Linked DNA regions of Mus musculus: all the other regions are linked to region 1. A link is a loop called in an ENCODE intact Hi-C map of the cell type or tissue named here. Cell type or tissue: left cerebral cortex. All regions are shown on one strand.

The links. Peaks named below come from ENCODE experiments on the same cell type or tissue, not always from the same donor. Only the 100,000 strongest peaks of a DNase experiment are listed, where the experiment ranks them.
Region 2: a loop joins it to region 1, with 2.0 times the contacts of the local background. A loop is called at or near these places in 2 of 42 quality-filtered maps.
Region 3: it touches region 1 in a loop (2.9-fold over the local background); 3 of 42 quality-filtered maps call a loop at or near these places.

The regions. Positions count from the first base shown.
Region 1 is chr1:163,148,606-163,153,605 of GRCm38, forward strand. No RefSeq gene overlaps it. Among named protein-coding and RNA genes, the nearest start is that of Gm22434, 33 kb to the left of the region's middle. In left cerebral cortex, a CTCF peak has its summit at 2,017; a DNase peak (open chromatin) is centred at 2,035; H3K4me3 peaks cover 501 bases.
Region 2 is chr1:163,756,158-163,761,157 of GRCm38, forward strand. No RefSeq gene overlaps it. Among named protein-coding and RNA genes, the nearest start is that of Gm51663, 21 kb to the right of the region's middle. In left cerebral cortex, no CTCF peak of the experiment used is centred here; a DNase peak (open chromatin) is centred at 2,143.
Region 3 is chr1:163,085,460-163,090,459 of GRCm38, forward strand. It overlaps Mroh9 (maestro heat-like repeat family member 9), which reads right to left and starts at 211. Exons shown (of 22, transcript NM_030071.1): 1 at 103-211. In left cerebral cortex, no CTCF peak of the experiment used is centred here; no DNase peak of the experiment used is centred here.

The sequences.
Region 1 (5,000 bases):
ATCCCTGCAATTCTTTCAGACAGGAACAATTATGGGTCAGAGATGTGACTGTGGGGTGGCAACCCCATCCCTCACTTGATGCCCTGTCTTCCTGCTGGAGGTGGGCTCTAAAAGTTCCCTTTTCCTACTGTCAAGCATTTCATCTAAGGTCTCTCCCTGTGAGTCCTGGGAGTCTCTCACTTCCCAGGTCTCTGGTGCATTCTGGAGACGCCCCCCCCCAACCTCCTATTTTCTGAGACTGCCTGTTTCCACTCTTTCTGCTGGCCCTCAGGGCTTCAGTCCTTTTCCCTCACCTAATACCAGATCAGGTTCCCCTCTTTCCCTCTCCCCCCTCCCCCATCCACTTTCCCTCTCATTGTGTTTTAACCAGCCTCTTTAAAATAAGTATTCTTCTCTTATTAGATAAATATTCTTTGAAGATTCCATACATGTATACAATGCAAGTTGACCATGTCCACCCCTACTACCTCCCTCAGTACCCCACAACACATCTCCCTCCCAACCTCATGTCTTTGTTCTTTAGCAACCCACTGAGTCCAGTTATTGCTGCCCATATGGACATGGGTGTGAGACTGTCCACAGAGGCAGGGACAACCTAGCAGCAGCCTTTCTCCCAAAGAAGTTTAAAGCTTCCTGCTTCAGCAGCTGTCAGCCAAAAGCTCCAAAGGTAGGGATGCATTCCCTAGACACTCTTACCCATGTGTGCCCCTCCCTCTTCTTTGCTGGAGTTGTGACTGGCTTGATCTTGTGCAGGTCTCGTGCACTAGCTGGTGTGAGTTTATGAGTGAGGCAGCCATGCAGAGTCTGGCAGACAGCATTGCATAGCTCTACTCTCCATCCTCTGGCTCTTGCTACTGCGTTTTCTACAATGATCCCTGCGCCTTAGATATGTGGGTGTATGGGGGGGTGTTGATATCAATGTATCTCATTCCTGAGCCTTATGTGTATGTGTGTGTGTGTATGTGTGTGTGTGTGTGTGTGTGTGTGTGTGTGTGTTAGGGGGCAGTGATATAGATGTGTCTCCTCTAGGACTGACTGCACACAAGCTCAGCACTTGGGCCATTTTTTAATCTCTTCTTCTATCTATGGGTAGAGACATGCATGTTTAGAAGACAGTTTGTATACTTATTTCTTTCAACCCTTTACTGTTTTTTTTTTTTTTTTTTTTGATTTTCTGACTTACAACCTCACAGTATGCATGTCTGGGGTCTCAATAATGCTGGCAGGCAATTCTAGACTGTCTCTCCAGCCTGAAGCCCAGCCAAAATTAACTGTCACTTGTTTGCTAGCAATGGGGGATAGCACCAGGTCCCTTACCTTTAGTGTAATTCATCAGTTAGCAGCCAAGTGCCATCTCGTGGAACACTGAACTATTTCCAGTTCTTAAGGCGTCTTCTCTATTAAGTACCATTTTCCAGAGGAACCACACATGTGGGGTAGAAAAAGTTGATCTCATAAAAGACAACATTACAATACTAATTGCCCTCAATCTGGCACTGCTGTACAATATAGTGATCATTGCTAACAGCAAGGTACTGCATATTCCAAAGTAGATCGATAGAGGATTTTAACATTCTCATCACAAACAGATGATAATGTTAGCTACGTGTGCAAATTATCCTGATTTAATCACTAAAATGATGTATATATGAGTCAACGAATCACATTGGACCTCATAACGATGTATATACATTTATAAAATTGTATTGTAAATAATTACTGCCATGCTGTGATAACAATCCAGTTGAGAATTAAATCGAACATAGTAAAATGATGGCGACTTTCATTCTTCCACGGGAGCTTGAAGGCTCTAGTGGGCAGAGGGCGCAATAGAACAAGGATCCTTTAAGGTCCGGGAAGAAAAGGGTTTTCAAACACAAACTTTCAAAGAGCTGGGAAGTAGGGTGGCATTTTTATCGGCTCGCTAAATAGCAGAGATGTTTTCCTTTTTTAATTCTTTATATGCTCTCAAACACTGCATCTACCAGAGGGGGCATACGAGTACCATAATAAAGGAAGCTACGAACTCCCTGGGTTTTTTTCTGTCCAAGGGGTGGCAGTGTTATCCCACAAATCCTTTTGGAAGTTGCACAGCTGTGCTGCCTTAGCTACACAGCTCTTGGTCTGGATTTAGTTTCAGGTGCCTTCACCTTTAGTCACACCTGTTTTTCCCATAATGGGACATGCTCTAGCGGTTTAGACATCTCTTTTCAGAGAACATTGTTTCTGAGAAGGGTATACAGTGGTTGAGCAATTCCATAGTAGGTCACTACTTTAGTAACTGATAAAAAATAATAAACTTTGTCCCAGTCAGGCGAGGGGAAAGGTCTTTATTTCAGCCTCATTTTTGTTAGTTAGCACTGAACTGTAATCCATACCACCTGAATTCATGAACCAATTAATTAATTTACATGCATTGAGGCGGTGGCGCTTCCAGAATCTGCATTTCCTACTTTTTATACAGAGCTAGAGAGGGGGGGAGAGAAGGAGAGAAGAAGGGAGGCAGAGATAGAAAAAATGAGATCCTATCTTTTCCCTTACTTAAAATATCTAATCATATATGTGTATGTATGTATGTATGTATGTATGTGTCCCAGTATTAATAATCTCAATCTGTGCTGCTATTTTCACAAGCTAATAGTTAAAAAGGAAGTCTACAATTCAGCAATTTCATTACTGAACTGTGTAACCAAAGGTACAGTCAATGGGCAAGATGTGAACGCAACTTAAGTGTCTATCAATAGATGAATAAATTTTAAAACATGGTATACATACACAATGGAACGCTATCCAGCCACAAAGGAGTAGAATTCCTTTGTTTGTAAAACATGGACAAACTTACTCAATATTGTTAAATGAGATAGACCAGAAGCAGAAGGACAAACAGGACACGATCTCACATTTGGAATATAAATTAAAGGTGATTTTATTAAAGTAACGGACTGAAGGTTGGTTGGCAGAGGCTGGGAAGGATGGGAACGGGAGCGAAGAGGGACCAGCTCAGTCAATGAATACAAAGTTAGTGAGACAGCTTAAATTCTGGTGTTTTACCACAAGACTTGATAGCTGTAAATTAGCAGTGAGGTATGATGAACTTCAAAATAGCAAAGGACACTTAGGATCTTCTCTCTACGAAGAAATTCTAGATAGATTCTACAAACTAATTGGACTCTGATTATTATACAATGTATAAATGAATTATATATCATGTCCAAACTCATAAACGTTAACAACTGCATAATGACTGAAGGTTTCCTAAAATACCGTTAAATTATGTTACGTCTGTGAGAATTTAGCATGTGCTAGACTCTCTTCTGATCATACTGGATTCTTGTAGCAGTTCTACAGAGTAAGCAGAATTACTCTGTCCATTTTATCATTGAGGAAATGGGGCACTTCAAGCAGCCATGTCGTAGCTCCCTGAGGATCTGAGTCGTGGCAGTGCGTCTGTCTGTGCGTGCAGTAACAGCCGAAACTGACAAGGAACTCACCAAGTACGCGTCTATGCCCTTTGTATACACTATAGCAGTTAATTTTCCTGCCGACACTTTGGACAAGGCATTAACTATTCCCTTTACGTTACTTGTGTTTCCCATAGGAGCTTAACTGCCTTTCTTGGAAAAATATAAATCCATTCACCTCTCCACTCCTTGAATATAAGCATGCAGATTTGTGCAAACACAAATTTATTAATTTAAGGCCAAGTAACTTCTAGAGCGCTGATAATTTGCTTTCATGAAACTATAGGGTAACTTTTCCCAGTTGCATTTCATCCAGCATTGTTGGAAATGTCAGAAACATGTGTTTTCAAAATCTTTATTACTTTCTCTTCAGAAAAAATACTTCAGCATAGAATGAGTGATCTAGTGACTAACTAGAATTTATGAATTTTTGTTCATCTTGACTTGTCAATATACCAAGACTTTATTTAAGTGGGGAAACACACTTATTAAAAACAGGGAAACACACACATACACCTTCCATCGCAAACTTTTAAAAGGCAGTCTTTGTATATCTGTAATAAAATGAAACAGAAAAATCATAAACTCCAGCCATCTATAGGTTTCCATGGCTATAAAAAAAACTGTAGACAATTTTAATGAAGAAAAAAAAATCTGTAGAGAGATGAGATTGACCAAAATAAATAAATAATTAAAAAAAAGATTGGAGTATGGTTTGTTAATTTTTTAAACCATGGGGTAAGCTAGCAAGGGCAAGAAAATTGAGTGATCTATTTTAGAAATTTGACGCCCCCCCCCTCCTTGACAGCTCATTCCATAAACACCCGAGTATTTCCTTCATTGTTGAGGACTGGGATGTTGCAGCTGATACTTTCCATGGGTGCTTGTAAACTCTACCCAGCTGAGCCCCAGCGTCCCTAATTAGGCATCTGGACCTTCACATGAAGGAAGAAGGATTTTTTTTAAAAAGGAAGTGACTAAAGGTTGTAAATATGTATTTAAATTTCTGCTAAAATGCTGGAAAAATATTATTTCTCCTTTTTTTTTCACAAATTGGACCAATGATAAGTTGCTAGAGTTCTGGTTTATTTATCTGGGATTGAACTAATAGCTAAGTGTTTATTCAATTCTCAAAGCAGCATTCAAATTATGGAAAATATTCTTGTGCTCCCATGCTTATTTTCAAAGGACTGAGAGGCAATTCCTCATTTTTTTTAAAAAGTAAAATTGAAAAAAAAATCTTTTAAAATAATTTTCAACTTACAAAAGGGAAAATATGTGGCTTTTTAGAGTGTTTAAAGTAGTTTTTCATGCATTTGTTATGTATTATTAATAGGGTTTGCTTACTAGTTTTCTCATACAAGGGAGTAAAACACAGATTTCGGGGTGTACAAGCTCACAGAAGTTTGTCTTGATGGTGTTCATCTTCCTCTGCTCTCTGGAGATACCCTAAGAACAAATCTAGCTTAACTGGGACCATTACAGATATCCTACAGAAGTATCTAGATACTTTCTAAAACAGATTGTATTTAGAGTGTG
Region 2 (5,000 bases), 610 kb after region 1:
ATGTAACTTATTCATAATTCTGGGGTTATAATGATACCCACCCCAGGAGAGGAAAGGTAGGAAAGAAGGAGACCAAAGAAGGTATTGGTTTTCACAGGAAGTAATGGATAAGGTGGTATACTGAGCAAGCTTTGGATTGGATGGCTTAAATAATTCCCACGCTTCTTTAAGCATACAGCAGAGTCCTTACTTATCTGGTGCCTGGCTCTAACTTAGTGATTTAAGGCAGTAGAAGTATTGGGCTGGTGTACAGAGTTTGATAAGGGAGCTGATCAGAACATGAGCACTGAGCAGTTGGTTTGTTATTAATGATACGTCCAGGCAAGTTGATTGCTACATCTAGTCACCACCTAATTGTGGGGACAAAAGCCCCTCCTGATACCAAAGAACCCAAAAAGCACAAAACCCAGGCCAAAAAGCATAATTGCCATACCAAGTGTTATCTATAAGTGTGTATGATGAAAAATAGGAAAGAATTGGAAGGTCATGTCAATCTGACCCAGGTCTTGAACATCTGATTAAGCTGTTTAAATTCAAATATATGTATTAGATGTACTTCTGTCTTCAAATAGCTTATATGCATCTTTATGCATCTATATCGATATAAACAGTATAGATAAAGCTACTAGGGTTTTTGCCACCCCCACCCACCCTTGTTTTTCGATTTTATGTTAGAGGCCACAGTACCACCAATCCATTTTTGGATAGCTGTTACATTACTGGGTGAACTGTAGCCCAAAGTATTACACTTACAGAAATTTATGAAGTTTTCTAGGTCTAATTATATTACACTGGATATGGTAATTTACCAATTCATGCTTTCCTCATGGGTTGAAATAATAAATCTGCCTCCAAAGCTGTAGTTATTATATTGAGGTATCAGTTTTCTGACTTTCGGGTTCTGGCCTAGTAACTTAATTTTGAACATATATTTAAAACAGACATGGTTTTAAATCACATCCCATTAATGGGCTCTGTTTTAAATAAGTTTCTTAATATAAGTAATACTACTTTGTGCTTGATTTGTTCAAAAGCTATTTAAAAGCTCTTGAACCTCAAATGTGTGACTGCTTCAATGTCACTACCATTTATGGCAATATATGTAAGGGGGCTGAAGTATTTCAACTTATTTTTTTCCTTTTTTTTCTAATTCCCCAAAGAGACATAATTGTGCTTCTTTAACACAAACTGACATTTTTTATACAAGATTATTTAACTTTGTTTAAAAAGTTACGTAAAGCAATCAAACATGAGCATTAATTAGAAGCACATGTGAGGTGCCATGCATTCTAGAAATAAAGGTAAAGCAGTACTCCAGTAAATATGCGGCTGGCTGTGCACACACGAAATCAGAGAGCACAAGAGGGTACGATGGATATGCGATCATTTAGGCCTAGGTGTGTCTGTCTATGCTGTGACAGGCTGGTTTCCACTATGCTCCCAGCAGCCTAGAGAAGCCGTCTCTTGCACACAGCAAGACACATGCCAGGATATTAACACTCTACATTTCCAAGAGCCTCTGTTCACACCAGCTCCAGAGTAAACACCGTGAAAGAAGGAGACTTGAGCCATTAAAAAAGTGCACAAGCAACAAGGCAAGAGAGTTCCAAGCATCATAAAAATGGCAAGTGTTTCAAAAACAACTGCCCGTTTGTTCTGAAAGTGTCCACAGAGCAGGAGGGTAAATAAGACTCAGTACCTGTTAGGTTTATAGGCAAATAACCATTATCTACAATGTGTAAGTGAGTGAAGAGTAATTTTATGCAAACCACGATAAGTAAACTTGAGAAGTATAAACTAAGTCTTCACAGTGTGAGCAGGAAGTGAAAGAGAGGGAAAAGAGGAAATGGGATTTTCTGGGTGGCATATCACCAATGTGGGAACCACGGGCCAGCAAAGCCTGGAACAGGATTTTATAAAGGGACTGGCTTGCGGAAGAATTTCTTAGGTTGTGTGGTAAATCTGACTCTTGATAACAACTCTGCTCTCCAAAATCTAATTACTAATAGGTCATCTAGAGGATAGTATGGAAACACACAGCATTCTTTTTCCATAAGGAGCACTGACTTTAAATTCATTGGGAGTTTTTACTGAAGTAAATTAAAAAAGAATAATGCATCCATCTCAGTGAGTCATAACCATCAGCCGAGAATTCCAACGAAAGCAGCTCAGGACTTTAGGAACTTGTGTCTCCAAGAATAGCTAACGCCTAGTCAGAAAAGATGTTTCAAAAATAGGTCGTTTGGCTTTGACCAAGTTGAAAATATCTTTAAATCCTGAAGATTATAAATAGGTAAATTAGGACAAAATTTTGCAGGGTTAAAATTCTTCAATATTTTGTTTACATTTTCTTTGTTTTGGGGATGTGCGATGTGTATGAATGGGGTGGACATGCCATGGCACACACATGATGGTCAGATGATAACTTGCAGGAATTGGTTCTCTGCTTCCACCATGTGGAATCTGGGGATCAAACTCAGGGCGACAGTCTTGGCAGCAAGCTCCTTCACCTGCTGAGCCCTCCTGCCAGCCCTCACACTTTGTTTACTTTGTACCCCATGTGGTTTTCTGAGAGGTACTGAAAGGTATAAAAGAAAATACTTAAAGAACTATATAAAATTCCTCTGTGGTTTCATTAAATTAAAGGCATCAATTTAATTTTAACAGGAACTATTTTGATGAGGAAGGTGTCACAGAATTTGACATGTTACACTTTTGTTTGAAAACCATATGGTCTTAAAAATTAGAAAAGAGTGTTCATACAGCAGGACTTGGATACATTGTGGTGAAATGTGAAGCTGATTTTGCTTAAATGTTTTTTTTTTTTTAATTAACAGTTTCAGTGACTTCACATTATAGAGTAGAGTACAATATTGGCAGGTTTGTAGAGGCTTGGCAATCAGAAATAACTAGTGTCTCTATGAACCCTGGAGAGTAAGAACTTAAAGAGAGAGAGAGAAAAAAAAAAGAGAGGGTGAGCAAAAAAAAAAAAATAGCATAACTGTTGTACCTCAGTCAGTCATGGCTATGTGCCACCACTCATGTTTGTCTTTAGGTACTAGCTAGGAGATCCTGAGAATCTGTACACACACACACACACACACACACACACACACACACACACACACACGCACATATTGAAAAACAAAAATAGCTATATGATAAACCCACAGACAATATCATAGTAAGTGATGAAATTCTAAAAGTATTTCTGGGGGAAAAAAAAACAAGAATGTCCACTTTCACCATTTCAAGATAATAATAGAAGACATATCCAGAGCAATTAGGTAAGAAAAATAATTAATCTATCCAGTCACAAAAGATGTCAAGTGTATCCTCAAAGTGTTCTTGATTACAGACCATACAATCTTACACATATAAAAGCCCAGAGACATCACGTGCCAAAGAAAGATAATTTTTAAAAGTTCATCTTAAAATAAAAATGTAAAACCAAAGAAGTCTCATTTAGGGGAAGACGTCCTGCTTGGCAGTTTGTTGATCAAGAACACCTGTTTGTTGCCTCCTCTTCCCCAGTCAGTTTCTTCGCGGTGATTGTAAGCCCCTGACTTAGTTTTACTTAGTTTCCCAGTCAAGCTTCTCACCCGGTTGTTTCTGCTGAGTATTGTGAGCATTGATTTAACGATGTTTTGCTATCTGCTATTTCTACAATCTACTCCTTGCTATTTATTCTTTTACTTTTGCTTGCTATATACTCAATAATCTGATTCAAACCGAGAAATGTGGATATCGAAGATTAACCTGTGGGATATATGAAATAAGAACACTTGATAGAATGTGACTGGCCCGTATGATAGAATGAAACTCTATGACTTATAACAATGGATCAACCTGGAGGGTTGTATGTTAAGGGAAATAAAGAACAGAGAAGCAAATGAGTTACCACTCATTCCTGGAATCTTTAAAAACCTTCACAGATACTGAGAGTAGACCAAAATTCACTAGAGTAGGGAGAGCAGGAGAAGAGAAGAGTAATAAGAGGGTAGATAGTGGGTATTAGATAGAGCTAGCTGGAATAAATTCCATAGCACCATGGATAACTGTGTCTAAAACTATCAATTACATGTTTAAAAATCACTAGAGAGGAAGAATTTGAAAGTTCCCAGCACATGGAAATGAGAATATCAGAGGAATTAATCATTCCACATTGTATGTGTGTCTTGAACTACAAAACTGAATACTGGAAAAGTACAAATATCATAAAAATGAAATTTAAAAAATAATCTATTCTAGTGTACACAAGCATGACTAAATGAAAGAAAAAAATCAAAAGAAAAAAATCATGTAAATGAAGGGAAAAAATGAAAGGAAAATGATAATTAGCAAAGACAGACAAAGTTTACACATTTGAAACGATCTTTCTGATCTGCAGTCATTTCTATAACAAGTTCTGCCTATCACAGGAGAGAGGAGTAATTAAAGAGGAGAGAGGGGAGAGCAAAGGAAGGTGGAAGGGGGAAAGCAGAAATGAGTGGGGAAAGGAAAGGAAGGGAAAGAAAATAAAGCTAAAGTCTTAAAGTCAAATTACAGATGACAAGGCTTTGGCTCCTTGGTTAAGCTGTGATTATGTTACTCAATGGAAAATAATTTATGTCAATCCTGGAAATATAGATTCGTTTTTCACCTAACTCCAGTGTTATTTCCAACTGGCAGTTAATAGGAACTAACTGGAATGAGTTGGCTGTTCTTGTTCTGTACTTAATGACGCAGAGGTTATGTCACAGGCATTCATGGCACAGCAGTAACTTTTCTTACAGAGGTGATGAGGGAACCTCCTTGGTCACCACACACTTTTCAAGTCATTCCAAGAGAGGTGCCTGGCCATTCTCATGTGCTTTCCGCATTAAATTCTTTCTAATCCTGCTACTAAAACTTCAGAGGAAACACCTGGATGCTAATATGGCCATAGCTTAAATTTTCCCCAAGTGGTCACATGATCTTTGACTACTTCTTTACCTATTTCGTTAGCTCTGAAGTGTGCC
Region 3 (5,000 bases), 63 kb before region 1:
TTTTCTTTGAATAAAGCAACAGCATTAAGTAAAAACTAAGAGAAGATATAGGAAAAAAGCAGGCCATGAGTGGGATACAGAAATAATAAAACAACCGCTTACCTGTCTATAATTTCTCTGTAGTTTCTGATGACATGAAGTAGTGAAGAGAAACTCTGCCACATATAGGTCCTTTTGGATAGTTTTCAGCCATGGAATTCCTTGGAAATGCTGCTACCTGTCATGGCAACTGCATGTTTCAAAGATTCCATTCTAGAATGGATGTGGCACCTGGCTACATTGTGCTAACATATGCACAGGGATGCTGACTCGCACTGTCTCTACTGAGGAGGGGAGCTTCCCTACGACTGAAAGGAAATACAGTTCAATACAAGTTGGGTAGATTTTGATAGAAGATTCACTGAAAACTGAATGACAAACAAGTATATGGAAGAAGAATTAATCATACTTGATTTTGTGGAAATAAAAACCAATTAATTATTAATTTCTAGCTAAAACTAAAAAATAACAAATAACAGTAAAACAACAGTTCATTTTAAATATTGGCAAGGACTAAAAAAAAACCCTATATTTCTTACTTAATTTGTAGAAGTAAAATAGATAGAAATAAACCATGAGGCAGTTTATGGCAAAATTGGAGCCTACTATAGTAAGAATATTATATTTTAATAAATCCCAGTGTAGAACTTCTTCCCATCTTAGACAATTTATGTTCCCAGATGAAAGATACATACACAGGCTTTATATTTTAATACACTTTGAGCAACACAACAGCTCGGCAACTGCCTAACCTCCATGCTGTTATAATCTACTTTCTATCCATAACCCTATTATTACTTACTAATTTCTATGTTCCATCTTGGCTGCTCTTGGCCCAGGTGAGCAGCCCTCTGGGCTGCATTCTCTTGGCCCTTTTACATGGCAGCCCTGGTTTTCCTTCCTGCAAGATCTTCTTTCATGGTCGCTCTGTTCTCTTCTCTCCTGCACACTCTCCCTCTCTCCTCCTTCCTCGAGGTTCTAAGCTAGGAAGAACTAAACCCCTCCCCTCTCTCTTCTCCCCAGCTATGGGCTGCTGGCATCTTTATTTACCAAGCAGAATTAATGGGGAGCAGCTCCCAGAAGCTATGGTGCAGACCCTCTCATGCAGTTTTGGGAGACCCAAATTAGCATAAGAATACATGCCACATTAGACCAACATACTTCAGCCTACACCTAGAATCCTCAATTGTACATCCATTGACACAGAACATTTATAAAATTCATGCACAGAGTGCCGAGGTGCAAGGCACCTGGTTATCAAGGCTGATGCTAAGTTGCCTGTATTTGTACCTCATAGCTAGTGGGATTTACACATTCTCTGAGGTTATGTCACAGGTCCACTCAATAGTGGCTGTCAATGCAGGCTGACATAAGTATATCTCAGTGGGGGATAGCCCATGGTTGATGTTAACAGGCTCAGAAGTTATGACCATGGGTTTTGGCCCAGGGGCAAGGGCTACTTGATACTGTCTGGTGTTGGGGTTCACTGTGGTGGACCCAATACTGGGTTCCCAAAGTCCTGTATTCATTTCTGCATTACACTCAGCCCCTGCTTGTGATCTTCCTCTGCATTATATGACAACAGCTGAACTTACAGGAAGGGCGGTGAAAATATCCCTTGGGTGCCAGGCTAACTTGGGTATAAATGGTTCCCCACATAGGCCACAGAACAGGAGCTATAAAATCTGCATCATGTCAGGCCTCATGGTAGCTTGACACAGGCTGGAGTTATCACAGAGAAAGGAGCTTCAGTTGGGGAATGCCTCCACGAGATTCAGCCAGTACAGAAGGGTGTTCAAATTTTTGGAAAGATACTCACTGGTAGGTCTTCCTCAACCATCATCTTGCCTGTCTTAGGGTTTTACTGCTGTGAACAGACACCTTGGACCAAGGCAACTTTTATAAAGACAATATTTAATTGGGCCTGGCTTACAGGTTCAGAGGTTCAGTCCATTTTCATCAAGGCAGAAGCATGGCAGCATCAAGGTAAACATGGTGCAGGAGGAACTGAGAGTTCTACATCTTGTTCTAAAGGTAAACAGGAGAACACTGCCTTCCAGGCAGCTAGGCTGATGGTTTTAAAGCCCATACCCACAGTGACACACCTACTCCAACAAGGCCACACCTCTTAATAGTGCCTGGGCCAAGCATATACAAACCGTCACCTTGCCCAGTCTCCTTCTCTTTCTAAATTTCAATAATGAACGTTAATATATATTTTTAAAAATTCAACCTATTAATCAATCTATCTGTCTGTCTATTGTGTCTATCATCTATCTATCTTATCTAGCTAGCTAGCTATGATACATAGCTATCTAGCTATATTATCCATCTATCTACATCCCTACATGTATATCTACCTTCTGTGGACAAAGGTTTTCCTAAATTGTTCAGGCTTGTCTTGAGCCTGTGCTGCTCCTGCCTTAACATCCTGAGTAGCTTGGCTTACAGGTTGGCACCAACAAACCAGCTATCTTCTTTGCTGATAACGGCACTGGCTGTTATAAATTTTAGCTCTGCATTCTATGTATTTGTCATGTTACTGAGTTACTGGATAGTATCCCTTCATATTTTATCTATTGTAATTATTATAAGAAGTTATCCTACCAAATCAAGCAAGCAAGGGTTTTGTCCAAATGTCTTCAATACTCCAGTTTCAGGGGAGTGATTTTGCTATATTTAGAAATGCTGGTTGATTTTTTTTTTCTGATGCTTTGAAAATGGTATCCCACTGGCTTCGGTCCCCCATGGTTTCTGATCATAGATCAGGTTACCTTGATTGATGACGTCCTGTTCTAATATAGTGACTTTTACTTGTTTCTTTCAGAGATCCTTTAGAACTCATCAGAGACTCCCTTTGAAGTTTGCTGTGCTTCTTAGAATTGATGGTTTTCATTAGATTTGGGGAGTATTGGGCCATTATCTTTACAGATATGTGCCCTATTCTTCATTCTCTTCTCCCTCTGAGTTTTGTGTTATGCATAAGTCAGTGTACTTCATGGTGTCCCAGAGTAATAAGCTTCTATTCTATTTTTCTCTATATCTGTTCTTTAGGTTGGCTAGCAATAAACATGCCATCAAGCTTACAGAATTTTTCCCCTCCTCTTACTCAAATCTGCTGTTGGGACCTCAGCACATTTCATTTATGTTATCTTGCCTTTCTGTTTTATGATTTCTATTTGATTACCATAGACAGGATCTCATGTAGCATTTGATTATTTTATAAAAGTGGGGCATTGTATCTGTACTTTCAGTTCTTTGTACATCCTTTTTAGTTGACTATTCTTGTAATAATTTATTAAAAGTCTTCCTTCCGGGGATTTAGGAATAGAGACACAGGTTTGAATTTCTAGCACTCACATAAAATGCTGGGTGAAATGACACATGCCTATTTTCTTAGTGCTGGAGAGGCAAAGATGAAAAGGTCCTTGAAGCCTGGTGGGAGCTAGCCTGGCCAGTCTGTGACCTCTAGATCCAGTAAGAGACCCAGTATTGAAAACTCAAGGAAAGCAATAGAGGAAGACTTTGACTTTCACACATACACAAACATGTATACGAGCATACAACACACACACACACAATCAGTTCTCTGTGTATGAATGTCTTTTTCCTTGTCAGACACAGGAAATTTTCACGAAAACCTGGATGTTTTAAAGACTATAATGCAGTGTCTGTGTTTGTCGTTATTCTTGCTGTTATTGTAGATGGATTTTTATTTTATCAGTGTAGCAAATTCCCTCACTTTATTCTGCTGATTCAAAAGTATTTGTCATATGTGACTACAGAGTTCTCTCTTCACTTCAGTAGACCTCTATTAATATTAGGCAGACTTACTAAAAGGGTTTGAAATAACTAGTCTTCCAGCCTTCATTAAGATGCTCAGTGTGCATGTTTGTATGTGTGTATTTGTGTGTCTGTGTTTGTGTTTATATGTGTGTGTGTAAGTGTGTGAGTGTGGGTATGCATGTGTGTATGTAGATATGTGCATGTGTGTCTGTCTATGATGTTCAAATGTCTTTACAATTTCCTGCAGTTCATAACTCTGCTTTGACTTTTCCTTATTGGTTGCAGAGTCACAAGATCAGAATGTAGTGAGAGCCTGGGCCTTCTCAGGCATGTCTTTGACATGTGCATAGCCCTGCACCTGTACGTAGCTTGGGGATACCCAAGAGTGTGTCAGTTTCACAATCCCCTCTGGACAGTCCATCCTTTGACTTTTGTGTTTGGTCAGTTGCTCACTAGATGCACTTGGTCATGTCTCCCAAGGCCATTGCTGAATCAAGGAGTTCTCATGGCTTGCTTTAACAAATGCTGTGACAACAGAGCTATTGCATGGAAGGAGCTCTGAGTCAAAGCAAATAAAGACAAATGATGTGAATGTTGCTTCCTCAGGGGAAAGGTAGACAGGCCAAATAACTTGGCTTCCTGGGAGAACTGGTAGGAAGATACAACCCTTTTGTCCTCCCCTTGTGCTTTGGTTGTGAAGTTGTTAGTTGTTAAGTCTTTTGCTGGGCTAGAAAGAACAAGATGGTAACAGGCCAAATAATTTAGCAAGGAACCACTGTTTTCACTGAATTCCAATGGTTTTTCTTGAGCGGTTAAGTGGAAAGAACAACACTTATTTCAGCCCTTGATTGCTACATTGAGTCCTGTTTTTTTTTTTCCTCATGGTTATTTTTAATAAAGGAACTTATTATGTTTTAGAGTCTCTTTTCAAAATTCTACCTTTTCCATAACACTGTGAATTTTTTGTTTGCTTGCATTCCTGGGTTCTCTTGGGTATTTCTTTGCACTTGTTATTTATTTCTACCTTGTAGGATGATTACAAGTCTCTATGTCATAAAAGGCTGGAAGTGTTGCATGTTCATTCCATTATTAACGTGGCTCAAATCTTCCAATCCTGCCCATGTAGGGAGGGTTGCACACCATGGTCCTGCTCTATCTTTAGCCTCTCTGGGCCT